Regions from separate parts of the Homo sapiens genome. Here region 1 is linked to region 2. A link is an interaction called in ENCODE POLR2A ChIA-PET data of the cell type or tissue named here. Cell type or tissue: Panc1. All regions are shown on one strand. Each heading gives the region's core, and the rest is flanking DNA. Links, peaks and the distances in the headings are about the cores only. Region 1 has its middle 51 kb from the start of SDR9C7. Region 2 holds the start of HSD17B6 (hydroxysteroid 17-beta dehydrogenase 6).

Evidence for each region. ChIA-PET counts read pairs that join two places held together with the same protein. Peaks named below come from ENCODE experiments on the same cell type or tissue, not always from the same donor. Only the 100,000 strongest peaks of a DNase experiment are listed, where the experiment ranks them.
Region 1: POLR2A ChIA-PET joins it to region 2 with 23 read pairs; 4 of 35 experiments call an interaction of 5 or more read pairs at or near these places.

Annotation. Positions count from the first base shown.
Region 1 is chr12:56,879,263-56,887,602 of GRCh38, forward strand. No RefSeq gene overlaps it. Among named protein-coding and RNA genes, the nearest start is that of SDR9C7, 51 kb to the right of the region's middle. RefSeq lists a silencer at 1,503-1,797. In Panc1, for the core only: no CTCF peak of the experiment used is centred there; no DNase peak of the experiment used is centred there.
Region 2 is chr12:56,758,533-56,766,872 of GRCh38, forward strand. It overlaps HSD17B6 (hydroxysteroid 17-beta dehydrogenase 6), which reads left to right and starts at 4,792. Exons shown (of 5, transcript NM_003725.4): 1 at 4,792-4,882. In Panc1, for the core only: CTCF peaks have their summits at 4,753 (motif pointing right) and 4,954; a DNase peak (open chromatin) is centred at 4,763.

The sequences.
Region 1 (8,340 bases), core at 178-8,177, 120 kb after region 2:
CCGGCCATCATCCCGTCTAGGAAGTGAGGAGGGTCTCTGCCTGGCCGCCCATCGTCTGGGATGTGGGGAGCGCCTCTGCCCGGCCGCCCCGTCTGGGAGGTGAGGAGCATCTCTACCCAGCCACCACCCTGTCTGGGAGGTGAGGAGCGCCTCTGCCCGGCTGCGACCCTGTCTGGGAACTCAGGAGTGCCTCTGCCCGGCCACCCCATCTGAGAAATGAAGAGCCCCTCCACCCAGCAGCCGCCCCATCTGGGAAGTGAGGAGCATCTCCGCCCGGCCGCCCCATCTGGGAGGTGGGGGGCACCGCGGTCCGGCAGCTGCCCCGTCTGGGAGGTTGGGGGGGCGCCCCCGCCCCACAGCCACCCCGTCTGGGAGGTGGGAGGCCCCTCTGCCTGGCTGCCACATCTGGGAAGTGAGGAGCCCCTCTGCCCAGCCGCCACCCCATCTGGGAGGTGTACCCAACAGCTCATTGAGAATGGGCCATGATAACGATGGCAGTTTTGTTGAATAGAAAAGGGGGAAATGTGGGGAAAAGAAAGAGAGATCAGATTGTTACTGTGTCTGTGTAGAAAGAAGTAGACATAGGAGACTCCATTTTGTTCTGTACTAAGAACAGTTCTTCTGCCTTGGGATGCTGTTAATCTATAACCTTACCCCCAACCCTGTGCTCTCTGAAGCATGTGCTGTGTCAACTCAGGGTTAAATGGATTAAGGGCCGTGCAAGATATGCTTTGTTAAACAGATGCTTGAAGGCAGCATGCTCGTTAAGAGTCATCACCACTCCCTAATCTCAAGTACCCAGGGACACAAACACTGCAGAAGGCTGCAGGGTCCTCTGCCTAGGAAAACCAGAGACCTTTGTTCACATGTTTATCTGCTGACCTTCTCTCCACTATTGTCCTATGACCCTGCCAAATCCCCCTCTCCGAGAAACACCCAAGAATGATCAATAAATACTAAAAAAATAAAAAAAAAATAGTTTTCTAGCCTCTCTTCCATCTGGATGTGGACTTATGACTAAAATCTGGCTAATGATATGCTGGCAAAAAATTTGTTCAGCTTACAACTCACAGCCCTAAAAGAAAGGAGTATGTGCTCCTTGTTCCTATTTTTCCTTTTCTCTTGGTTGGAATTAAAACTTGGTAATGAGCCATATTGGAACATGTGAATAAGAACAACACCTAAAGATGGTAAAGCAAGGTATAAGGAGTCAGGGCTTTAGACACTGGGAAGCTACCATGCCACCTTGGCCTGCTTCTGCTCAAACTGCTGCTGCAAGAGAGAAATAACCATTATGACTAAACTAAAAGGAATCAGCTAAAATAATCCAAAGTGGTATCCTCTGTGGAGTGGGAAATAGAAGGAAATAGGAGGGAAGCTCCTGTGGGTTTTCATAACAGCCCTTGTAACTATTTGGTTGTCTGTGTGCCCATATACTGTTTGTAAAAATAAAAACCACAATTTGAAAAGGAATGAGATAGAGAGAAGGATTCTCTTCTTTCTCTAAGTAGTCTTCTGTTGCAAACACCTAAGGTTGTGGTTTAGGGGAAATATCAAAAGTATAAAGAAGAAAATAAAAACCACAGGCATCTGACTACCCAAAGATAATTGCTGTTAAGTGTTCAGCTAAGACTCAGTATATTTCCTCCCAGTCAAATATTTAACCCAGCACATTTCTGTTGCATCTCAAGATTCAATTGAATGGAATAAACACAAGCTGGTCACTGAGTGCAAATAACATAAGAGATAAGACACAGTTCTTGTCCTTTAATTCTGTTGTGGGTTAGACTTACACTGTTAGAAGCAAAAGCAACATGGGGCTTTGATTGCTTCAAGAAATCACCTGCCTAATTTCCTTCTTATTAACAAATAAACACTGTACTTACTGAGTTTAATCCTTGCAGCACCAGAAGTTCTAAAAAGAGAAGAAACTTTGCAAGGCCAGTAATATGCCTTCAAAATTATAGGCATTCCAGGCTAGACAGGAATTTACTAAATTTAATTATTATTGTATACCTACTACAAGAGCTCACAGGCCTTCACTTTGGCTGACCTGACTGAGAGTGACATTGTTATCCTTGGTGTAGCTTCAATGTAAAGCCTGGGGCACTACAGTTGCCTGATGACCCCAAGTGGTTAATTTCTTTTGGCTTTATTATCCCAATAAGAAAAATTAAATTCTGTATACCTTAAGCCCAGTTCAGATCATGAAAACTATAATTCCTTTTCTTATACCAATCTGATGAAGAAAAAAATTTAAACAAGACAAACAGGTGAAAAAATGCTTTGCATCAGAGCTGTTTGTTGAGCTGCAGGGTCTTGAATCCACTTGCTCTGCAGTTACAATTCTGTGTGGAGGTGGGAGACATCAGTGTCACACGGTGGTTCAGCACATGTCACTGGAGCCTGACTGCCCAGGTTAGAACCTCAGCTTTCATCTCACTTGGTTCCTTATCCGTAGAATTGACATGTTAAAAATAGCAAATGATTGTTACAGAAGATTAAATGAGTTAGTATTTACAATGCACTTATTCCAGTGACTGGCATTTAATATGGGCTATGTAAACATTTCTTGAATAATAAAAATAAATCCTGTCTGAATGAATTCAAATAAAAGGCTTGGCCATTGCTATTCATAAAAAATTATAGACTTAAGAATTAGCTGACAAATCTTAATTTATTTATTTGTATTTTTTTAGACAAGGCCTCTTGCTCTGTCACCCAGGCTGGAGTTCAGTGGTGCTATCATGGCTCATTGCAGCCTCCATCTCTTGGGCTCAAGGGATTCTCCTGCTTCAGCCTCCTAAGTAGCTGGGACTACAAGTGTGTGCCACCACATCTATTGGGGGAACCAGCCCCCAATATTTCAATGTAGGTTCTTTTCTATTTTCCCTAAGTGTCAGCCAGTCTGACAAATAAAGAGTGCAAAGAGAGAAATTTTACAGCTGGGCCTCCTCGGGTGCCATCACATATTGGTAGGACCATGATGGTGACCTCAAGCCACAAAACCAGCAAGTTTTTATTAGGGATTTTAGAAGGAGAAGGAGTGTATGAATAGGGAGTGGGTCACAGAGATCACATGCTTCAAAAGGCAATAAAAGATCACAAGGCAAATGGCAGAGCAGGATCACAAGGCAAGAGCGAAATTAGAATTACTGATGAGTATCCATGTCCTGCTGAGCATGCATTGTCTTGATAAACATTTTAACAGGAAACAGGGTTCAAGAGCAGACAACTGGTCTGACTAGAATTCACCATCCTGGAATTTCCCAATCCTAGCAAGCCTGAGGGCACTGCAGGAGACCAGGGCATATTTCATCCCTTATCTTCAACTGCATAAGACGGACACTCCCAGAGCGGCCATTTATAGACCTCCACCTGGGAATGCATTCCTTCCCCAAGGTTATTCCTTGCTGGGAAAAGAATTCAGCAATATTTTTCCTATTCACTTTCTGCAAGAAGAGAAATATGTCTCTGTTCTTCCCGGCCCTGCAGGCAGTCAGACCTTATGGTTATCTCCCTTGTTCCCTGAAAAGTGCTGTTATCCTGTTCTTTTTCAGGGTGCCCAGATTTCATATTGTTCAAACACACATGTTTTACAAACAATTTGTACAGTTAACGCAATCATCACAGGGTCCTGAGGTGACATACATCCTCAGCTTATGAAGATGACAGGATTAAGAGATTAAAGACAGGCATAGGAAATTATAAGAGTATTGACTGTGGAAGTGATAAATGTCCATGAAATCTTCACAATTTATGTTCAGAGATTGCAGTAAAGACAGGTGTAAGAAATTATAAAAGTATTAATTTTGGGAACTAATAAATGTCCATTAAATCTTCACAACTTATGTTCTGCCACAGCTTCAGCCGGTCCCTCTGTTTGGGGTCCCTGACTTCCTGCAACACACATCCAGCTAAGTTTTTATTATTTGTAGAGGTTAAGTTTCACTATGTTGCTCAGGCTGGTCCCAAACTCCTGGGCTCAAGTGATCCTCCTACCTCAGTGTCCCAAAGTGCTTGGATTACAGGCATGAGCCACTGCATTTGGCCCCTTACATTCTTTATGTCAGCTCCTTAACAAGCTGGTTGGTTTTCTCTTTCTCATGTAATTCATGAAAAATAAGATATCCCACAATTATTATTAGACAATAGATATTCTATCACCTAGTAATAATATAATAGTAAACACGTCTCACTTTCTATATATCAGATGCAGTTTTAATTATGTGCCTCATCTCATTTAATCTTTACAATAACCCATTTTACAGTTAAGGAAACTAAGGCATGCAGAAATTAATTTACTTGCCCAAGGTTACGCAGTTTGTATGTGATAGATCCTGGGATCAGTCCTAGGCAAGCTGGCTCCAGAGTCCATGTGCTTCCCCACCCATGACACTGGGCTGCCCCCAAAGAGCATGCCATGTCAGGAATAACACACAACTTTGACTGCTACTGATCCTTATGTCTCTGCTCTAGCTATAGCCCTGTTATTCACCAAGCCTCATCAAGGCTCATTACTTCCCATATGATAGAAAACAATTGCCAACTTCTTTCATATTTGAACTTTTCTTTCCACTTCCATCAAAATTTGTTTTATCCCATAGAAAAAACAGAATCTGCTGATTCTGAATTCTATATCCACCATATCCACAGTCAAAGTTTGCCTGAAGAAAACTCAGCTAATGGTCAGAAGGTCAACTGGCCAATTTAGACCCCATCCAGGGAGCTCTACTTGGAGAAAGAGCTCACAGGCAATGTCTGTATTTTAGCTTTGCAGGTCCTCACATTCAATTCCAACCATTACCCCAGGAGATCAAGCTCTGAAAGGAAGTTGATTTACAAACCCAGAACCCAATTTACAAGAGAAGCTACTGCTAGGTGGAAAACCTACGTAGGGCATAATCATGGGCCACTAACTTATTCTGAGTGAGATCAAGGACACTGAGAGCACCTATTAGAGATCAGAAGGTTGTTTCATGAGGCCAGGTTTACAGCCAAAGAAATCTGATGTTTTTAAAGAATATTTCTATCAAGTTCCTGGAATGAACTGCCTCTCTTCACTCTAGTAGTATGGGGTCCTGAGAGCCAGCAGCAGCTGTTGAGGCCAGAACAGCCTCTCTCTTGCACAGGGCAGCAGGCCACCAGGCATGGTCCTTCTCTTTGGCTACCTTCTCCTAGGATCCAGGAAACCCATCACCCCTGGTAGACCCTCTTCTACTCTCACTTGCTGCAGTGTATGGAGTACATGCATGGAATGTGCACACATTATATTCCAGGCCTGCTTTCTTGGAGACATGCCTCGCCCTGATGAAATTCTGAAGTGTCCCATGACACCTTAGTGAGACATTTGCAAATCATCTCTTGGGTAAAGGTTCTTCTAAGATGACTCATCTTGCATTTGAGTGACATTATTTCTAAAATTATTCCAAATTCTGAGCTCATCTCCTGACTTACAGCCAGTAGCTACATTATGCATCAACTAGGGATTTAACATTATAAGTGAAGTGATAATATATGATTGTGGTGGTTTGCACAAGAGGGGAGAGAGTAAGAAGGAAAGGAAGGAGTTAAACCAGTTAAACCTAGTTAAGTGCCAGTGATTATTTATTCAAGTAAATTTAATACTTTGTACTTATCTTGCTTTACTTGTCTTGGCCAGAAAAATATTTAAAAACCCTCTTGTCACTAGAATGACCTTAGAATTACGACCCTAGACTCAGACATAGACTTGACAGAATACAAAAAGATGACATTTGAATATCAGTAAGAATTGTCTCATTACAGATAGAAAGAATAGGAAAATAATTCAGCTTAGAATATAACTGGAAAGGATCCATTGGATCCAGTCAGTTGGTGAAGCAACCTGAATGAGAGTTGCAGGCTTACATCATGATATGGTTTGGATTTTTGTCTCTGCCCAAATCTCATGTTGAATTGTAATCCCCAATGTTGAAGGAGGGGCCTGGTGAGAGATGATTGGATCATAAGGGTAGATTTCCACCTTGCTATTCTTGTGACAGTAAGTTCTCATGAGATCTAGTTGTTTAAAAATGTGTAGCACCTATCCCTTTTCCCTATCCTTCCTTCTCCAGCCATGTAAGATGTGCCTGCTTCCCCTCTCATGATTATAAGTTTCCTGAGATCTCCTCAGCCATGCTTCCTATACAGCCTGCAGAACTGTGAGTGAACTAAACCTCTTTTCTTGATAAATTATCCATTCTCAGGTAGTTCTTTATAGCAATGTGAGAATGGACTAATATGGAAATTGGTACCAGGAGTAGGGCATTGCTATAAATATACCTGAAGTAGGGCATTGTTATAAATATACCCGAAAATGTGAAAGAAACTTTGGAACTAGGTAATGAGCAGAGGTTGTACACTTTGGAGGGCTCAGAAGAAGACAGGAAGATGAGGGAAAGTTTGGAACTTCCTAAAGACTTGTTAAATGGTTGTGGCCAAAATGCTGATAGTGATATGAACAATGAATTCCAGGCTGAGGAGGTCTCAGATGGACATTAGGAACTTATTGGGAACTGGAGTAAAGGTCACTCTTGCTATGCTTTAGGAAAGAGACTGGCAGCCTTGTGCCCCTGATCTAAGGATCTGTGGAAATTTGAACTTGACAGTAATAATTTAGGGTAGCTGGCAGAAGAAATTTCTAAGTAGCAAAGCATTTGAGATTTGGCCTAGCTGCTTCTAACAGTGTATGGTCCTCCATGTGTGCAAAGAGATGATCTGAAACTGGAACTTATATTTAAAAGGGGAGCAGAATATAAATGTTTAGAAAATTTTCAGTCTGACCATGTGGTAGAAAATAAAAACCTATTTTCTGGGGGAGGAATTCAAGTTGGCTGTAGATATTTTCATAAATAAAGAGGAACCAAATGTTAATAGCCAAGACAATGGGGAAAATGTATCAGAAGGCATCAGAGACTTTTGTGGCAGCACCTTCCATCAGATGCCTGGAGATCTAGGATGGAAGAATGGCTTTGTGGACTGGACCCAGGGCCCTGATGTCCTGCACAACCTTGGGACACTGCTCCCTGCATCCCAGCCACGTCAGCTTCAGCCATGGCTAAAAGGGCCCCAGATAAGTCTCAGGCTGCTGCTCCAGAGGGTGCAAGCCATTAAGCCTTGGCAGCTCCTATGTGGTGTTAAGCCTGCAGGTGTGCAGAGGGCAAAAGTTGAGGCTTGGGATCCTCTGTCTAGATTTCAGAGGATGTATGGAAACACCTGGATGATCAGGCAGAAGTCTGATGCAGGGGTGGAGCCCTCATGGAGAACTTTTACTAGGGCAGTGCAGAAGGGAAATATGGGGTTGGAACTCTCACACAGAGTCCCCACTGGGGCACTGCGTAGTGGAGCTGTGAGAAGACGGTCACCATCCTCCAGACCCTAGAATGATAGATACACTGACAACTTGTACTGTGCACCTGGAAAAGCTGTAGGCACTCAACACCAGCCCATGAAATCAGTTGAGGGAGATGTACCCTGTAGAGCCACAGAGGTGGCACTGCCCAAGGCCTTGGGAGCCCACCCTTTGCATCAATGTAGCCTACATGTGAGACATGGAGTCAAAGGAGATTATTTTGGAGCTTTAACATTTAATGACTGCCCTTCTGGGTTTTGGACTTGCATGGGGCCTGTAGTCCCTTTGTTTTGGCTGATTTTTCCCTTTTGGAATGAGTGTACTTACCCAATGCCTGTAGCCCCATTATATCTTGGAAGTGACTAACTTGTTTTTTATTTTACAGGGTCATAGGTGGAAGGGACTTGCCTGGTCTCATATGAGACTTTTGGTTGTGAACTTTTGAGTTAATGCTGAAACGAGTTAAGACTTTGGTGGGCTGTTGAGAAGAGATGATTGCATTTTGCAATGTGAGAAAGACACGAGATTTGGGAGTGGCCAAGGGCCGAATGATATGGTTTGTATCTGTGTCCCTGCCCAAATCTCATGTCCAATTGTAATACATAATATTGGTGGAGGGGCCTGGTGGGAGGTGATTGGATAATGGGAACAGATTTCACCCTTGCTGTTCTCATGATAGTGAGTGAGTTCTCATGAGATCTGTTTAAAAGTGTGTAGCACCTCCCCCTTCATCCTCTTCCTCCTTCTCTGGCCATGTAAGATGTGCCTGTTTCCCCTTCACCTTCTGCTGTGATTGTAAGTTTTCTGAGACCTCCCTGGACCATGCTTCTTGTACAGTCTGCAGAACTCTGAGTCAATTAAACCTCTTTTCTTTATAAATAACCCAGTCTCAGGTAGTTCTTTATAGCAACATGAGAATGGACTAATACAGACTGGATGTGCGAATTAGGGGCACCCACTATAAGGCG
Region 2 (8,340 bases), core at 11-8,010:
TGCCAATAGTTTCATATGGACAGAGCCCAGACTTCAAGGGAGGGTATAGTGAGAGATGGGGCTAAGAGGTAAGCCATGGTCAGAGCATTGCCTGCCAAGTTAAGGAGTGTGGAAGTAAAAATTATTCATCATCTACTTTATTTGGTTAAAATGAAAATAAACTATTGATCCTATTAATATTTGACAAGAAGCCTTGGGAGTTAAAATCCTGTTGAAGTAAGTAAGTTGCTTGAAAACTTGGAGTACTCCTATGTTAGTTATTTTCCTTGTTAATAAAATAAAGAAGAGAAGATTAGAAAATATGTTACAGGACCAACAGGTTTGTATGCCCACTGCACAGCAACATACCAATACACTGAGACAGTAGGGTTTGCAGCAGAGAAAGAGTTTAATGATTGCAGGGCGGCTGAGCAAGGAGATGAGAGGAGATCTTCAAGTCCATCTCCCTGAGGAGTTCTGGGCTGGGGTTTTTAAGGGGATTGTGGAGAATGAGGGACTGGAAAATTGGGGTCATTGAGTGGTTGGGGTCAAAGGGATGAAGTCGTCAGGATGTGGAAACTGCATTCAGTGAGTCAGCTCCTTGTATGATCCTTCAGAACTGCTGATGTCGATGGGGTCCTTCAGATCAGCTGACCTCATTAGTTTCACTGGTGTGCAGGACCTGAAAGGATATCTCAAATGGAAACAACATTTTATAATGTTCAAGTTGTTATCTATAATAGAGCAGTTAAGGGGAACTATACTGTCTGATCTATGTGATTCTAGGACAATATGCCTAAACAACGATGAGAAAGCAGGTCAGAGAGCCGGCTGACCTAATGATTAATGCTGAATGTGTTGCAAGCTTGGTTTGTTTTCATTTCTTTCTCTCCCTGCTTTCCTGATTAATTTTCAAAGGTTCATAAGGACAGTTTCAAATATGTTCTATTGACACAGGAGCATAATAAACAAAAGGAGAATGGGGCCAAAGTCACATCTCAGTTTAAATATGATAAGCTCTGTCTCTTGTTATCATAAACTACTGAAAAGTAGCAGAGAGTTCCATCATATTTGTTTAAATGCCAGAGTTTTGGATTGATCTCACAGGAATGTTCCCTCTAACAGAGCACGTGATGATCACAAAGCCAATAAAACGTGTTCTGGGACGTTGCAATTGCTCTTTAATCTATTTGGTGCGTTTGGTATAGGAAACTGAGTATTTAAAACCTAAACTGTAAATTAACCTACCAGACTTTAGATAAGCAATCTGCCAATATAAATATTGTGTAGGTTCTCTTGTTAGCCATAAGGCTATACATGTTTTGGCTCTAGCTTTCTCCTTGCAGACTGCTTGAAATAAAGGATTGGCAGATTCACATTAAAGCACAACATTAAGCCTTGTTCCTTCATAGGAATTTGGATTTGTGTGAAGACAATGGGAAGCCATGGAAGGGTTTTTTTTTTTTTTTTCAGAGTGTCACTCTGTCACCCAGGCTGGAGTGCAGTGACGCCATCTCAGCTCAAGCGATGACCCTTGGGTTCAAGCGATTCTCATGCATCAGCCTCCCTAGTAGCTGGAATTACAGTTATGTGCCACCATTCCCAGCTAATTTTTTTGTATTGGTAGTAGAGGTGGGGTTTTGCCATGTTGGCCAGGCTGGTCTCGAACTCCTGACCTCAACTGATTCACCTGCCTTGGCCTCCCAAAGTGCTGGGATTACAGATGTGAGCTACCATTCCTGGCTCATTGAAGGGTTTTAAGCAGAGTAGAAACATAATCAGAGTTGTGTTTTGTTTGTTTGTTTGTTTATTTATGAGACAGGGTCTCTGTCATCCAAGCTGGAGTGCAGTGGCATGATCATGGCTCACTGCAGCTTCAACCTTCCCAGGCTCAGGTGATCCTCCCACCTCGGCCTCCCGAGTAGCTGGGATTATGGGCATGTGCCACCACACCCGGCTAATTTTTGTATTTTGTGTAGAGACGGGGTTTTGCAATATTGGCCAAGCTGGTCTCGAACTCCTAGGCTCAAGTGATCTTCCCACCTCGGCCTTCCAAAGTGCTGGGATTACAGGTGTGAGCCACCGCCCCCGGCCTCAGAGTTGTGTTTTATAAATAAACTCTGGAGCCCTGTAGAGGGCAAATAGGAGGGTAGAGAGAAACCAGAGGTGGAGCAATCCTAGCAGACTGTTGCCGGAAACCAGGTGAGAAATACTGATGGCCTGAGCTAAGGCAGTAAAGTGGAGATGGAAGGGATGGGATGGACATAATGACTTTAAGGAGGTAGAATTAATATTGATTGGACATGGGGGATGAGGAAGGGGTCTAGGATGATTCCCAGGTTTCAGACTTGGGCAACTGGATGGAAGGGAGTTGCCTGGCATCTATTAAGCACTTATTAAATTTGTTGAATACATATGCAGATAGGAAATAACATGAAAATGAGGAGGACCAGATTGCAGTGAATCATCATCATTTTAGTTTTGAATGTGTTGAGTTTGAGGTACTGTTGTGATTCTCCCTAAGTACGATTTTACTACGGGGTCGTACTGTGACTCGTCACATTTAATATAAGACAAAAAATGAGCAAAAGATTTGAATAGGCATTTCACCAGAGAAGACAAACAAATAGCCAATAAGCACATGAAAGGATGCTCAACATCATTAATCATTAGGGAAATGCAAATCAAAACCACAGTGAGATATCAATCCATACCAACTAGGATGGCTAAAATAAAAAAGATAATATGGCCAGGCACGGTGGCTCATGCCTGTAATCCCAGCACTTTGGGAGGCCGAGGTGAGTGGATCACTTGAGGTCAGGAGTTTGAGACCAGCCTGGTCAACATGGCGAAAACTCGTCTCTACTAAAAATACAAAAATTAGCTGGGTGTGGTGGCATGCACCTGTAATCCCAGCTACTCAGGAGGCTGAGGCAGGAGAATCACTTGAACCCAGGAGGAAGAGGTTGCAGTAAGGTGAGATTGCACCACTGTCCTCCAGCCTGGGTGACAGAGTGAGACTCCCTCTCAAAAAAAAAAAAAAAAAAAAAAAGATAATAAGTGTTGGTGAGCATGTGGAGAATTTGGAACCCTCATATGAAGCTGGTGAGATTGTAAAATGGTGCAGCCTCTTTGGAAAACAGTTTGGGAATTCCTCAAAATGTTAAAAATAGAGTTATCATTTGACCCAGCAATTTCACTCTTAGGGTACATATATCCAAGAGAATTGAAGGCCCATGTCCACACAAAAAATCTGTATGTAAATATTCGTTTCAGCATTATTCATAATAACACAAAAAAGCAGAAACAACCCAAATGTTTATCAGTTGATGGATGCATAAACAAAACGTGGAATAGCCACACAATGGAATATGATTCAGACATTAAAATGAAGTACTGATAAATAGATGAACCTTGAAAACATTATGCTAAACAGAAGAAGCCAGTCACAAAGGTCACATATTGTGTGATTCCATTTATATGAAGTGTCCAGAATAGGCAAATCCACAAACATGGAAAGTAGATTACTGGTTGCCAGGAGTGGGGTGTGGGAGGAAAGAATGGGAGGTGACTGCTAAGGAGTATGGGGTTCTTTTGGGATAATAAAAGTATTCTGAAACTAGATAGTGATGATTGTTGCACAACCTTGTGAATATACTAAAACCCATTGAATCGTACACTTCAAAAGAGTGAATGGTATGATATGTGAATTATGCCTCAATAAAGCTGTTACTTAAAAAAAAAATATATATATATATATATACACACACACACACACACACACACACACACACACACAACCCTAGGTCCAGGGCTCAAGCTATGAAACAGCTGCAGTTCTTTCAGAAAGGTGACTGAGCCAGCCCCAGCTTGCAGCAGCTGATCTCAGGTTGGCAGTCTTAAGAAGTGGGCTTTGCTAAAATCAACCTGCCCTCTGACCCCATTCCAGCAGGGGATTTGCATTGTAATATTCCAGTTTAAATTAGAGGATGGGACCAGGCACGGTGGTACACGCCTGTAATCCTAGAACTTTAGGAAGCTGAGGCAGGCAGATCGTTTGAGCCCAGGAGTTCGAGACCAGTGTGGGCAAGCTGGTGAAACCCCATCTCTACAAAAAACAAACAAACAAACAAACAAACAAAAAAACTCAAAATTAGTTGGGCATGGTGGCGTGCACCTTTAGTCCCAGCTACTCTGGAGGCTGAGGTGGGAGGATCACTTGAGCCTGGGAGGTCGAGGCTGCAGTGAGCCCAGATTGTGCTACTGCACTCCAGCCTGAGTGACAGAGGGAAACCCTGTCTCAGTAATTAAATAGAGGGCTGGGTGCGTCAGCTCATGTGTAATCCCAGCACTTTGGGAAGTCAAGGCAGGTGGATCACTTGAGGCCAGGAGCTCGAGACCAGCCTGGCCAACTTGGTAAAACCCCATCTCTACTAAAAATACAAAAATTTTTACAGGCGCCTGTAACCCCAGCTACTCCAGAGGCTGAGGCAGGAGAATTGCTTGAACCCGGGAGGTGGAGGTTGCAGTGAGCCGAGATCATGCCACTGCACTCCAGCCTGGGTGACAGAGCGAGACTCTGTCTCAAAAAAAAAAAAAAAAAATTAGAGGATGGGGGCTGAGGAGCATACAAGACTCTCTGGTCAGGGCAGCTCTTTTCTTTCTTTCTGTTTTTCATTTTGGTAGTAACAGATCTGATTCTGCAGCTGATCAAGGATGACACTGGTGAGAACCCTATGAGGGAGTGAAGCAGCCTGGACTCTTACCACAAGAGGGAGGTGTTATAAGAGCAATGCAGAGGTTGGAGTGGGCAGCAGTTGGGGCAGGAGGAAGCCGACTGCTGCCTGGTCTGCAAAGAAGTCCTTTCAAGTCTCTAGGACTGGACTCTTCCTAAGCAAGTCCGGTATGTAGGTGGGTAAGGGTGGTTGTGTGTGTGTGTGTGTGTGTGTGTGTGTGTGTGTGTGTGTGTGTAGGGGATATGGGATATGGTCTGTTTGGAGACAGGTTTTGATTATGATTTTTTATCATCTTAAAAGATCCTTCAACTTTGATTCGTGAAAGAAATTTTGTCACGATTGCTTGCTCTGCTTTTTTGATCTTTACTCCCATGAAGTTTGGGAGAGTACTGGTTACAAGTTGGGAGTGATTTCATACTTACAAATAGGGACTCTGGGTATCCTCTGAAAACGGGATTCTCGGCAGTGGGGGAAACAAGCTCTTTAATGGTTAATGCTGATAGCTGTTGGGTAAGTTTGTGAAACTTTGGGTAAGCGGAAAGGGGCCTTCTGTGATTGGGCCAAGATCCCAGAACTCTGAGAGGTTGAGGAGTGAGGATCCCTTGAACTCAGGAGTTTGGGACCAGCCTGGGCAACATGATGAAACCCTGTCTCTACAAAAAATACAAAAAATTAGCTAGGTGTGGTGGTGCACACCTGTGGTCCCAGCCACTTGGGAGGCTGAGGTGGGAGGATCACCTGAGCCCAGGAGGTCGAGGCTACAGTGAGCTGTGATTGCACCACTGCACTCCAGCCTACATGACAGAGTGAGACCGTGTCTCAAAAAAAAAAAAAAAAAAAAAAGAAGAAAGAAAAAAAGAAAAAAAAAAGAAAATCAAAAAGAAAAGAAAAAACAATTATTGACTTGAGGAATACTTAGCCTGTATGCCCAAGTGGGAAGAAAAGAATGTCATGGTGGATCAGTTCAGGGAGCCATGTGCTGTTTACAGACTTGCTCTTAGGATCAGTGACTAAGCTGACTGGAGTTTATAGACAAACCCATGTCTGAAGATTTTAACCAAAGAAGGGAATAAAGGCTACTTCTTACTTTGCCATGTATTATATTGCAGAGAGAGAGGTCCTCGCTTGAGACAGAAGGAAGTTAAGGTGCACGAGCATGGCCCAAAATAGTGATAAAGAGCTGATAGAAATGATTAAGGATGTTGCAATATGTGGAGTTATGCATACTGTAGAAAAGTGGTGGTGTAATGCACCAGATAATGCACATTCCCATGGCACAGTTTCCTTCTATGAAAGCTCAGGGGAAGAGACAGGGCTCAGGGAGAAAGGCAATATGGCAATAATAAGACAACAACTACCCAAAATAATACTAATATCTAACAATTATGTATTGCTTTACATGCATTAACTTATTTAACCCTCTCAATAAATCACTGAGGTTTCTTTTTCCCATTTTGAACACGAGCACACAGGAACAGAGGCCAGTTCACTTACTCAAGGCTGCAGAACAAGTAAATCTCGAAGCCTGATTTTGAACCCAGGCCATCTGGCCTCAGAGTCTATGCTCATGATTCTATTTTTTATTTTTTTCTTTTGAGAGAGAGTCTCACTCTGTCTTCCAGGCTGGAGTGCAGTGGCATGATCTCAGCTCATTGCGGCCTCTGCCTCCCAGGTTCAAGCTATTCTCCTGCCTCAGCCTCCTGAGTAGCTGGGATTCCAGGCGCCCGCCATCACACCTGACTAATTTTTGTATTTTTAGTAGAGACGAGGTTTCGCTATGTTGGCCAGGCTGGTCTTGAACTCCTGGCCTCAAGTGATCTGCCTGCCTCGCATCCCAAAGTTCTGGGATTAAAAGCATGAGCCACCATGCCTGGCCTCATGATTCTATTTAAGAAAATTTTTTTTTAGGCTGGGTGCGGTGGCTCACGCCTGTAATCCCAGCACTTTGGGAGGCTGAGGCAGGCGGATCACGAGGTCAGGAGTTTGAGACCAGCCTGGGCAATATGGTAAAACCTTGTCTTTACTAAAAAATACAAAAATTAGCCGGGCATGGTGTTGCATGCCTGTAGTCCCAGCTACTCAGGAGGCTAAGGCCGGAGGATCGCTGGAACCTGGGAGGCAGAGGTTGCAGTGAGCTGAGATCACGCCACTGCACTCCAGCCTGGCGACAGAGCAAGATTCCGTCTCAAAACAAACAACAACAAAAACAAAAACACACACACAAAAAACCAATCCTTTTTTTTCTTATTATCTATTTATTAATTTTTCCAAACAGGGTGTTGCTCTGTTGCCCAGGATAGAGTGCGGTAGTGCAATCATGGCTCACTGCAACCTCGACCTCCCAGGCTAAAGTGATTCCCACCCCCTCCCCCCACCGTGTCAGCCTCCAGAGTAGCTGGGACTACAGGCACTCCCCACCATGCCTGCCTAGTTTTTGTATTTTTTGTAGAGATGGGATTTTGCCATGTTGCTCAGGCTGGTCTCGAACTCCTCAAGGAATTCGCCTACCTCAGCCTTCTAAAGTATTGGGATTACAAGTGTGAGCCACTGTGCCCAGCCTCATGATTCTATACTATCCACAAAATCAGGGTTGGGGCAGGAAAGCTCATGCAGAGAGGTTCTTGGAAAGAAAGAAAAGGAAAGGTGTCAGGCCTCTGAGCCCAAGCTAAGCCATCACATCCCCTGTGACCTGCATGTATACATCCAGATGGCCTGAAGCAACTGAAGATCCACAAAAGAAGTGAAAATAGCCTCAACTGATGACATTCCACCACTGTGATTTGTTCCTGCCCCACATTAACTGAGTGATTAACTTCGTGAAATTCCTTCTCCTGGCTCAGAAGCTCCCCCACTGAGCACCTTATGACCCCCACCCCTGCCTGCAAGAGAAAAACCCCCTTTAAATGTAATTTTCCGCTACCCACCCAAATCCTATAAAATGACCCCACCCCATCTCCCTTTGCTGACTCTCTTTTCGGACTCAGCCCGCCTGCACCCAGGTGAAATAAACAGCCTTGTTGCTCACACAAAGCCTGTTTGGTGATCTCTTCACTGGGACGCGTGTGACAAAAGGTAGTCGGAATCATCCAGAGTAGTCTTGTTGGTATCTCCATTTATTAGTGCTCTGTACTTGCCATGTTCCAGGTCTTTGCTCTCACTATTCCCTTTGCCTGAAATGCCCTGGTTCCCAATCTCTGCATGTCAAATACCATCTGTCCTCCAAGGCTCAGCAAATCATACTTCCTTCATTTTAAAGCTCTTTGGTTTTGATGGAACATAGGCAGTGTGAGAAAGAGGAGGGGGAGAAAAGGTCAAGATCCAATCATGGAGGGCCTTGTACAACTAAGGTTTTAGATTTAGATTTTCAGTAGGTTGAATGCTATTCAGGGAGTGACATCGGCAGAGCTGCGCTTTAGGGAAATTAACCAGACAGCCCTATGTGGATGAGAGGGGAAGTGAGAGTGACACTGTGGGGTTAGTGAGAAAGCTTCTGTGATAGGCCAATCAAGAGGCATTGAGGAGTCCTTGCATTTAGGGTAGAGAAGGGAGAGGAGGAGCTGGGAGGGGTGAAGGGGAAGGGACGCTGTCTGTGACTGCTGTAGGAGAACGGGAGTAGAGCATCTCA